2 separate regions of the Homo sapiens genome follow, and region 2 is linked to region 1. Evidence: read pairs that join two places in POLR2A ChIA-PET (ENCODE). Cell type or tissue: OCI-LY7. All regions are shown on one strand.

Evidence for each region. Peaks named below come from ENCODE experiments on the same cell type or tissue, not always from the same donor. Only the 100,000 strongest peaks of a DNase experiment are listed, where the experiment ranks them.
Region 2: POLR2A ChIA-PET joins it to region 1 with 7 read pairs; 2 of 35 experiments call an interaction of 5 or more read pairs at or near these places.

The regions. Positions count from the first base shown.
Region 1 is chr18:10,481,093-10,485,092 of GRCh38, forward strand. The region is part of intron 3 of APCDD1 (APC down-regulated 1); the gene reads left to right. Among named protein-coding and RNA genes, the nearest start is that of APCDD1, 28 kb to the left of the region's middle. RefSeq lists enhancers at 1,752-1,921, 1,942-1,991, 2,032-2,221. In OCI-LY7, a CTCF peak has its summit at 1,486 (motif pointing right); a DNase peak (open chromatin) is centred at 2,029; H3K4me3 peaks cover 1,134 bases; H3K27ac peaks cover 2,360 bases.
Region 2 is chr18:11,555,200-11,559,199 of GRCh38, forward strand. No RefSeq gene overlaps it. Among named protein-coding and RNA genes, the nearest start is that of SLC35G4, 52 kb to the right of the region's middle. In OCI-LY7, no CTCF peak of the experiment used is centred here; no DNase peak of the experiment used is centred here.

The sequences.
Region 1 (4,000 bases):
ATTGCTGATGGAAATGTAAAATGATTGAGCCACTCCAGAAAATGGTACGGTGGTTCCCCCCAAAAATTAAACATAGAATTACCAAATTGATCCACCTATTCTCCTTCTGGGTACATACCCAAAAGAATTAAAAGCAAGGACTTGAACAAACATGGTCCTAGCAGCATCAATCACAGTAGCCAAGAGGTGGAAGCAACCTAAATGTCCATCGACAGATGAATAAATCAACAAAATGTGGAATAGTCATACAATGAATATCAGCCTTAAAAGGATGGAAATTCTGACACATTTTACAACATCGATAAAACTTGAGGAGCTTATAGTAAGTGAAACAGGCCAGATACAAAAAGACAAATAGTGATAGTTCCCCTCAGATGAGGCACCTAGAATAGTCAAATCCACAGAGACAGAAAGGAGAATGGAGGTTTCCAGGGGCAGGAGAGAGAATGAGGCGTTAGTGTTTAGTGGGTGCAGATTTTCAGCTGGGGAAGATGAAGAGGTTCCAGGGGTAGCCGCACAACAGTGTGAATATACTTTAAAATGGCTAAGATGGCAAATTCTATGTTAGGTATTTTTTTAAACACAGTAATAAAAAAAAAAAAGCATCTAGTTTAGGGATTTGGCAAGACCAATACCCAAGAGCCAGGTTTCTCCCACTCCCTGCACCCTCCCTAAATTCTCAGGCCCACCTGATGGAAAACAAGCCTCCCTGCGCCTGTGCTCTCCACAAGACAAAAAAAACAAACAAAAACACAAAAACCGTGCCTGGCCTGCTTTTCTCTGCTATGGAACAGCAACACTTCAGCCAGGACCATCAACCTCCTGAAGTGACCAAGTCCCACTGGGTCCTCGTCTCGGAGCTCAGGACCCCGGCCTCATTATTGCTAAAGGAAAGCACCTCTGAAAACACTCATTCTGGAACAGCCCAGGCGACAGCAGTGCCCCCTCCCCTCCCCCGAGCCTTTGCCTTGTCTGAGCCAAACAGCAGTTGCTCCTCGACGTCATCCCAGAAGCATCTCTTGCAAGAACTAACGTCCCTTATTTCATTTCTCTCTCCCACCCCCACCTTAGAAGCTCTCTGAGCTCTTCCTGAATTGATCCTGGTATTTGACAAATTAAATCTTTTCAGGAATTGAGACTCTCACCTCCTTAGAATGACCAGAAATGAAGGAGTTGCAACTGATGTTTTTAAATTCCCAAATTACAGATGGCAAACCAAGTTGTGGGGAATGGCGCAGAGGGGAGCTGAAGGCTGGGGTTGGGGAAGCGGGGCTGCCAGCTAGGCTTTGGGGACCTGCCCAGGCGGAGGGGGTAGCCACTACCAGCGATGAGCTGCAAATGGTAGGAGTGCGCAGCTCCTCCTGGCTGACGGGAAGATCTGACTCCGCGCTTCTTGTTACCCTGATGGTACGAGTGCTTCATGTGGCCTCTCTTATTTCAGCATGTGCTGGGCTCACCTGTAGGTGGTGCTGAGCCAGGGGCCGGCTCCTGCACAGCTTGTGTCTGATAACAGGCATCACAAGAGAACACCACCTTCCTGGCTGTGAAGTTTTCGTGATTTGAATCCAAGTTCCCAGCCAGTGTCAGAGGGGGTGTCACTGGTCCCCACACCAGGACCACAGGCCTGATTTCAATGGTGACTGTTCCAGCAGTTATGCAGGAGCCCTGGGCTGGGCACACTATGTCATACTAACTTTCCATCCTGTGTTTTGAATATCAGAACTCTTGTTAAGGTGAAAACTCTGGAACCTTTACCCCATAGTAGTTGACCAAGGAAACGTAAAGGCAAAGCTACCGTACTCAGTGATGCTTTCTTTTAACTCAGTTTGTATTTTCTTCACCTTAAGGTGCATTTGAAAGATAGTGGCACATAGGGTGTCAGAAAGGCCTTTATTTAATGTTCACACCAAGTGGGTGCACTGAGTGGGAACCACCTTAATCTGCTGTTCATTTCTTGCAGCAGTTATGCAAGTAAGTATAATGATCACCATTGTAAAAATGAGGAAGTTGAAATGGAGAGAAATAAATAGCTTGCCCAAAATCACCAGCTGTGAAGCGGCCGGGGCTGGCCTTGGCCCCCAGGAACTGGCCGGAGACATCTTTCCGTGACGTAATTAAGCTCTGGCCTAATGGGCCTCATGCAGGAGCTCATCTCCATTTCTCCTGTAACTTGCAGAGGGCAGCTCACTGCTGAGCACAGGTTGCAGGCAGTTTCTCCGTGTGCCCCTAAGCCCTCTGTAGGAAACTGCAGGCCAAAAAATGCACGTAGAGCTTGGGGACGCCCAGGACTTGGCCTTCATCTCAATGCTGCAGCTCTTTGATCCAATTGTCTACAAGCCACAAACCATGTTAGCAAAGGAAACATTATCTCGCCTGAAGTGCAACTCTATGCCCATCTAATGCACACAGCAGCAGCGCAAGTTAGTGAGCAGCAGCTGGGAAGCCCACAGCTCTTCCTGCCCTCTCTGGGAAACCAAACAGCGACCACAACGAAATCACATGTTGAGTGAGGGCTGTAAACCCAAAGACCCTGGTGACTGAGATCTCCAACTTTAGAGAACTGCTAGAGAACAAGTGTGTGCCTGCCCAGTCAGTGGGTGCCCCTCAGCCTTGGCCACAGGACAGATGTGAGGCCATGAACTGATGGCATGGGAGCACGGGGCTGGGGTGGCCCAGCCGTCCCCAGAACACTGAGCTACCAACTTCTACCTCCCTACCACAGCCTGATCCGATCGGCACGTGCTGCTAGTGGTCAGCGTTCTGCTAGCCTACCAGCTTTGCACCCCCTGGGTGGAAGGAGAATAGCGGAGGGATGACCCAGGTGCAGGAGGAGGCAGCCCGGGCTCAGAGGTGTCTGAAGACCTTGGTCAGACAGCGAGGCACTGGCACTGTGTTCAAGCACCCTGTGCCCTGACTTCCAGCATCTCTGACGTGTGCACCTCTCACCAGAGAGGCCTTTCTGTGCCACAAACCTAGACAGCCCTTGTTCCCTGCTGTGTCCGTGTTATAAAATAGACCAGGCAAGAGAGGGTCTTCTGGAAGGTCAGAGCTGTGGCCGTCTTGCTTAAAGCTGAGAAAGCAGGAAGCAGATGAGGAACGCAGAAACCTTCTGAACCTGGAGGCGGGCAGACCGGGACAGAGGGCAGTGTGCGCGTGTGCTTGCTGCTCCGCAGCTTCCAGCTCTCCCTTCTTGCGGGCCGCCTCCTCCATTCCCTCTTCTAAAGGACCTTGCGTTTCCTACACAACTCCATTTCATCCACAGCCAGTGGAGCGCTGGCCTTTTTATTTTTCTTTGTGTCTCCTAACTTTTTTTATTAAAATAAATTTTAATTGTGGTAAAATACACATAATGTAAAATGTATCGTTTAACCAGTTTTAAGTGTGCAGTTCTGTGGCACTGATCGCATTCATGTTATTATACAACCATCACCACCATCCACTTTTTCATCTTCCCAGACTGAACCTCTAGTCCCATTAAACCACTCCTTGTCCCCCCCTTCCAGCTCCTGCAACCACCATTCCACTTTCTGTCTCTATGAATTTGATCACTCTAGGAACCTCATATAAGTGACATCATACAGTGTCCTTTTGTGTTTGGCTTATTTCACTTACCAGGGTGTCCCCAAGGTTCATCCCTATTGTAGCGGGTGTCAGAACTTCCTGCCTTCCTAAGGCTGAAGAGTATTTCATTGTATGGATAGACCGCATTTTGTTGATCCATCCATCTGTCAGTGGACACTTGGGTTGCTTCTACCTTTTGGTTATTGTAAATAACCCTGATGTGAACATGGGTGTGCAAATATCTATTCAAGTCCCTGCTTTCAACTCTTTTGGGTACATACCCAGAAGTGAGATTGCTGGGTCATATGGTAATTCTGTTTTGTTGTTTTTTGTTTTGTTTTGTTTTGTTTTTTGAGGAACCACCTTACTGTTTTCCATAGTGGCTGGACCATTGTATATTCTCATCAGCTGTGTTTAAGGGTTCCAATTTCTTCACATC
Region 2 (4,000 bases), 1.1 Mb after region 1:
ATCTTCTGCCACTTCAGCAAGCATGTCAGCAACCCTTCTCCACCAACCTGTCTTGCTGCACGAATGATTTTCCTAACTTCTCCACTGACCCCAGAGAGGCTTTTAAAATCATTCATGGCTTCACTCCATAAGTTCCTGTAGCAGGCATCTACAATTTCTGGTTTTAATTCATCCAATGCAGCTTTGAAGAATGTTATTGCATTAGCAATAGTGAATGGTTGCACTGCATTATGTCCAGATTAGGGTCTGCATCAATTGCTGATAAAATGTGATCACATACAGTCAGTCATCAATGAACAACATAGATACATTCTTAGAAATGTGTCATAAGATGTTTGTCTCTTTGCATGAATGATGAAAGCGCATTTCCACAGACTTAGATGGAACAGCCTACTACACACCTAGGCTGTATGATAGGGCCTATTGCTCCTAGGCTACAAACCTGTACCACATGTTACTGTACTGAATACTGCAGGCAATTGCAACACAATGGTATTTGTGTACCTAAACATATCTAAACACAGAAAAGGAACAGTTAAAAATAGGGCATGAAAGATAAAATACGATATACCTCAAGAGGGGACTTGCGATGAATGTAGCTTGCAGGACTGGAATTTGCTCTGAGTCAGTGAATGAGTGGTGGCTGAATGTGAAGGCTAGGACATTACTGTGCACTACTGTAGTCTTTATTAAACACCGTACACTTAGGCTGCACTAAATATGTTTTTAATTTTTTCTTCAATAATAAATTAACCTTAGCTTACTGTAGCTTTTTGACTTTATAAACTTAATTTTTCTTAATTTTTTGACTTGTAATAACAGCTTAAAACACAGGTTGTACAGCTGTACAAAAATATTCTATAAGCTTTTTTCTTTTCTTTTTTTTTAGCTTTTTAATATTTTTTTTTTTGTTAAAAGCTAACACACAAACACCACCTGCATTAGCCCATGTAGGCCTACACAGGGTCAGGATCATCAACATCACTGTCTTCCATCTCCACATCCTGTCCCAGTGGAAGATTTTCAGGGGCAATAACATGCATGGATCTGCCATCTCCTGGAATAACAGTGCCTTCTGAACACCTCCTGAGGGATCTGCCTGAGGCTGCTTTACAGTTAACCTTTTTTAATAAGTAGAAAGATTACATTCTAAAATAACAATAAAAAGTACAGTAAACCCATAAACTAGTAACGTAGTTATTTTCATTATTAAGTATTATATATTGTACCTTATATTGTGTGCTATAGTGTTACACCCCTGGCAGCACAGTAGTTTTGTTGATACCAGCACCATCACAAACACATGAATAATGTACTGCACTGTGACATAGAAAGGCTACAATGTCACTAGATGATTCGTGCTTGTCCAGCTCCATCATAATCTTATGAGCCCACCATCCATACCGGGTCTGTCACTGACCAAAGCCTTGTTAGGCAGTGCATTACTGTACTTCTATGAACCTCAGTGTCCTCTTCTATGAAAATGGAGTGATGTAGTACTATGTCAGGGGATTATGTGAGAATTAATTGGGATGATGTATGTAAAGATTCTGAGCAATTTTACATACAATCCTCAAGATCAGGGCACAATACATTTATATTTTAAATAACTAAAGATATCAATTGAAAAACTAGAGTCATAAATCAATAAAGTATAATATTGCTACTTTTCTAGCAAGTCCTAAATCAACCTAGCTATAAAATTAGTAAATAAAATTCTCTTTGATTTTCTTTTTTCAATTATTTTAAAGCAAACCTCTGAGATTTCAGGGTCTAAGTTTTCCATTTATGTTTGTTGCTGTTTTTATTTCTGCCACTTTTTATGGGTTTGGTCCTTTTAACTGAAGAGAAGATAATGAGATGATCATGATTACTTAGATCTTGAACAAGTCACACACACACACACACACACACACACACACACACACAAGTCTAAATTTGTTTTAAAAGTGAAAGTAAATTTGTCCTAGAAGTTAAAACATTGATAATTGTCTAGCTGAAAGTAGACAATTATCTGTCAGAGAATGTATCTACTTCTGCAGGTGATAGTAAAAGTCTAAATAAAATACTAGAATTTTACAAATAAATCGATGCTGTTTTAATCCACAAATTGGTTTCCAACTACCTATTTAGCCAAGTGATTCTTTTTTTTTTTTTTTTTTTTTTTTTGAGACGGAGTCTCGCTCTGTCCCCCAGGCTGGAGTGCGGTGGCACAATCTTGGCTCACCTGCAAGCTCCGCCTCCCGGGTTCACGCCATTCTCCTGCCTCAGCCTCCCGAGTAGCTGGGACTACAGGTGCCTGCCACCACGCCCGGCTAACTTTTTGTATATATAGGAGAGACGAGGTTTCACCATTCACAGGATGGTCTTGATCTCCTGACCTTGTGATTCAACCTCCTCGGCCTCCCAAAGTGCTGGGATTACAGGCGTGAGCCACCGTGCCTGGCCCCCAAGTGATTCTTAAAATGTATAAATATGAACAGTGAGCCTCATGTCCTAGCTACCTGTTACTATGTAGCAAGCAGCCCCAAACCCAGTGGCGTAAGCAAGAGCAAGCATTCATGGACCTCATGAATCTACATTTGGGTTGGGCTCAGAGAGACTGGCTCATTTCTGCTGCATGTGGCATCAGTAGGGGCAGCTCCTGGGGCTGAGGTCATCTGAAGACTCAGTGTTCACCTGTCTGGAGACTGACAGCAGCTGTGGGCTGGAACACCCATCCCCAAGGCCCCTCCACACAGCTGCTTGGCTCCCACCCAGAATCTGGCTGAGTTCCAAAATCAAGCATCCCAGGTGAGAGTGGGGCAGAAGCTGTTTCATCTGTTTTGACGGAGCCTCAGAAGTCATATGGCATCAATTATCTCACTCTTAATTAGCTGAGGCTGACTTACAAAGAGCCACTAAGATTCAAGGAGAGCAGCCATGGACTCAGTATTTGAAAGGGAGTGGCAAGGTTCTGGTAGGGCAAGTAGGATGGGAAACATTTTTGCCACCATTTTCGGAAAACACTTTCTACCTCACTTACATTTCACTGAGTCAATGCAACATATTTATCTACTATGGCATTTTGCTAATGTCTTGTATCCAAATTAGAAATTAATTCATTCATTCAAAAAAAAAAAGCATGCACCGAGTCCTTGTTATGAGCTATGCACTTTACAAGGTGATGGATATATCAACATTAATAGGCAAGATTACATGTGAAAATTGTCAGTGCCTCTGCTTAAAATAAACATTGCCTCATAACCTTGATAATTTGTTTGAGAATGACTTAGAGCAGTTGTTAGAATCGAACTCAGGATCCAGATTGCCTATGTGCTAATCCTCACTCTCTTGTGTGCTCTTGTCTATCATATGGGCAAGTTCTTGAAACTTCTCTGGGCTTCTGTCTTCTTGTCTGTAACATGAGGCTAGCAATAGATCTGCCTGGTAGGGTTGCTGTGAAGAGGAAAGGTATTAATTCATGCAATTGGTTAGTGTCTGATAGTAAGCACTCAATAAGTGTTAGCCATAATTATTATTATTTATTAAGATTAAAATGGGTTTCAAAGTTTATGACATAACAATAGGTGAAAAGGAAGAGAATTAGAAAATCAATAATGCATACAATATCACCATAACAAAGTAAAGAAAAACCTTATATGTGGAAGAAATTTTATATTGGAAAAAAACGCAGCAAAACATTTTAAGTGATGTGTTGGGAGTGGAAAGACTATAGAAAATTTTTTTCTTCTTACCTCTATATTCTCAAAATTTTTTTCACACAAAAATGAATTGCTTGTATAATATTTACATCTGCTGACCTACAACTGAAATAATAAAGCTACTTCCCATTACAAGAAAAATCATATGTTTAAAGGTATATATCCTCCGTACTTCCAGTTCCCTTTAAAGCTGATCATATTGATCTGCGTTATACTTTGCTCTTGTCAATACAGCATACCTAGTGTTGCAGCCTATAGAGAAAAGAAAGAAAAATGGCTTCAAACTTAATGACATG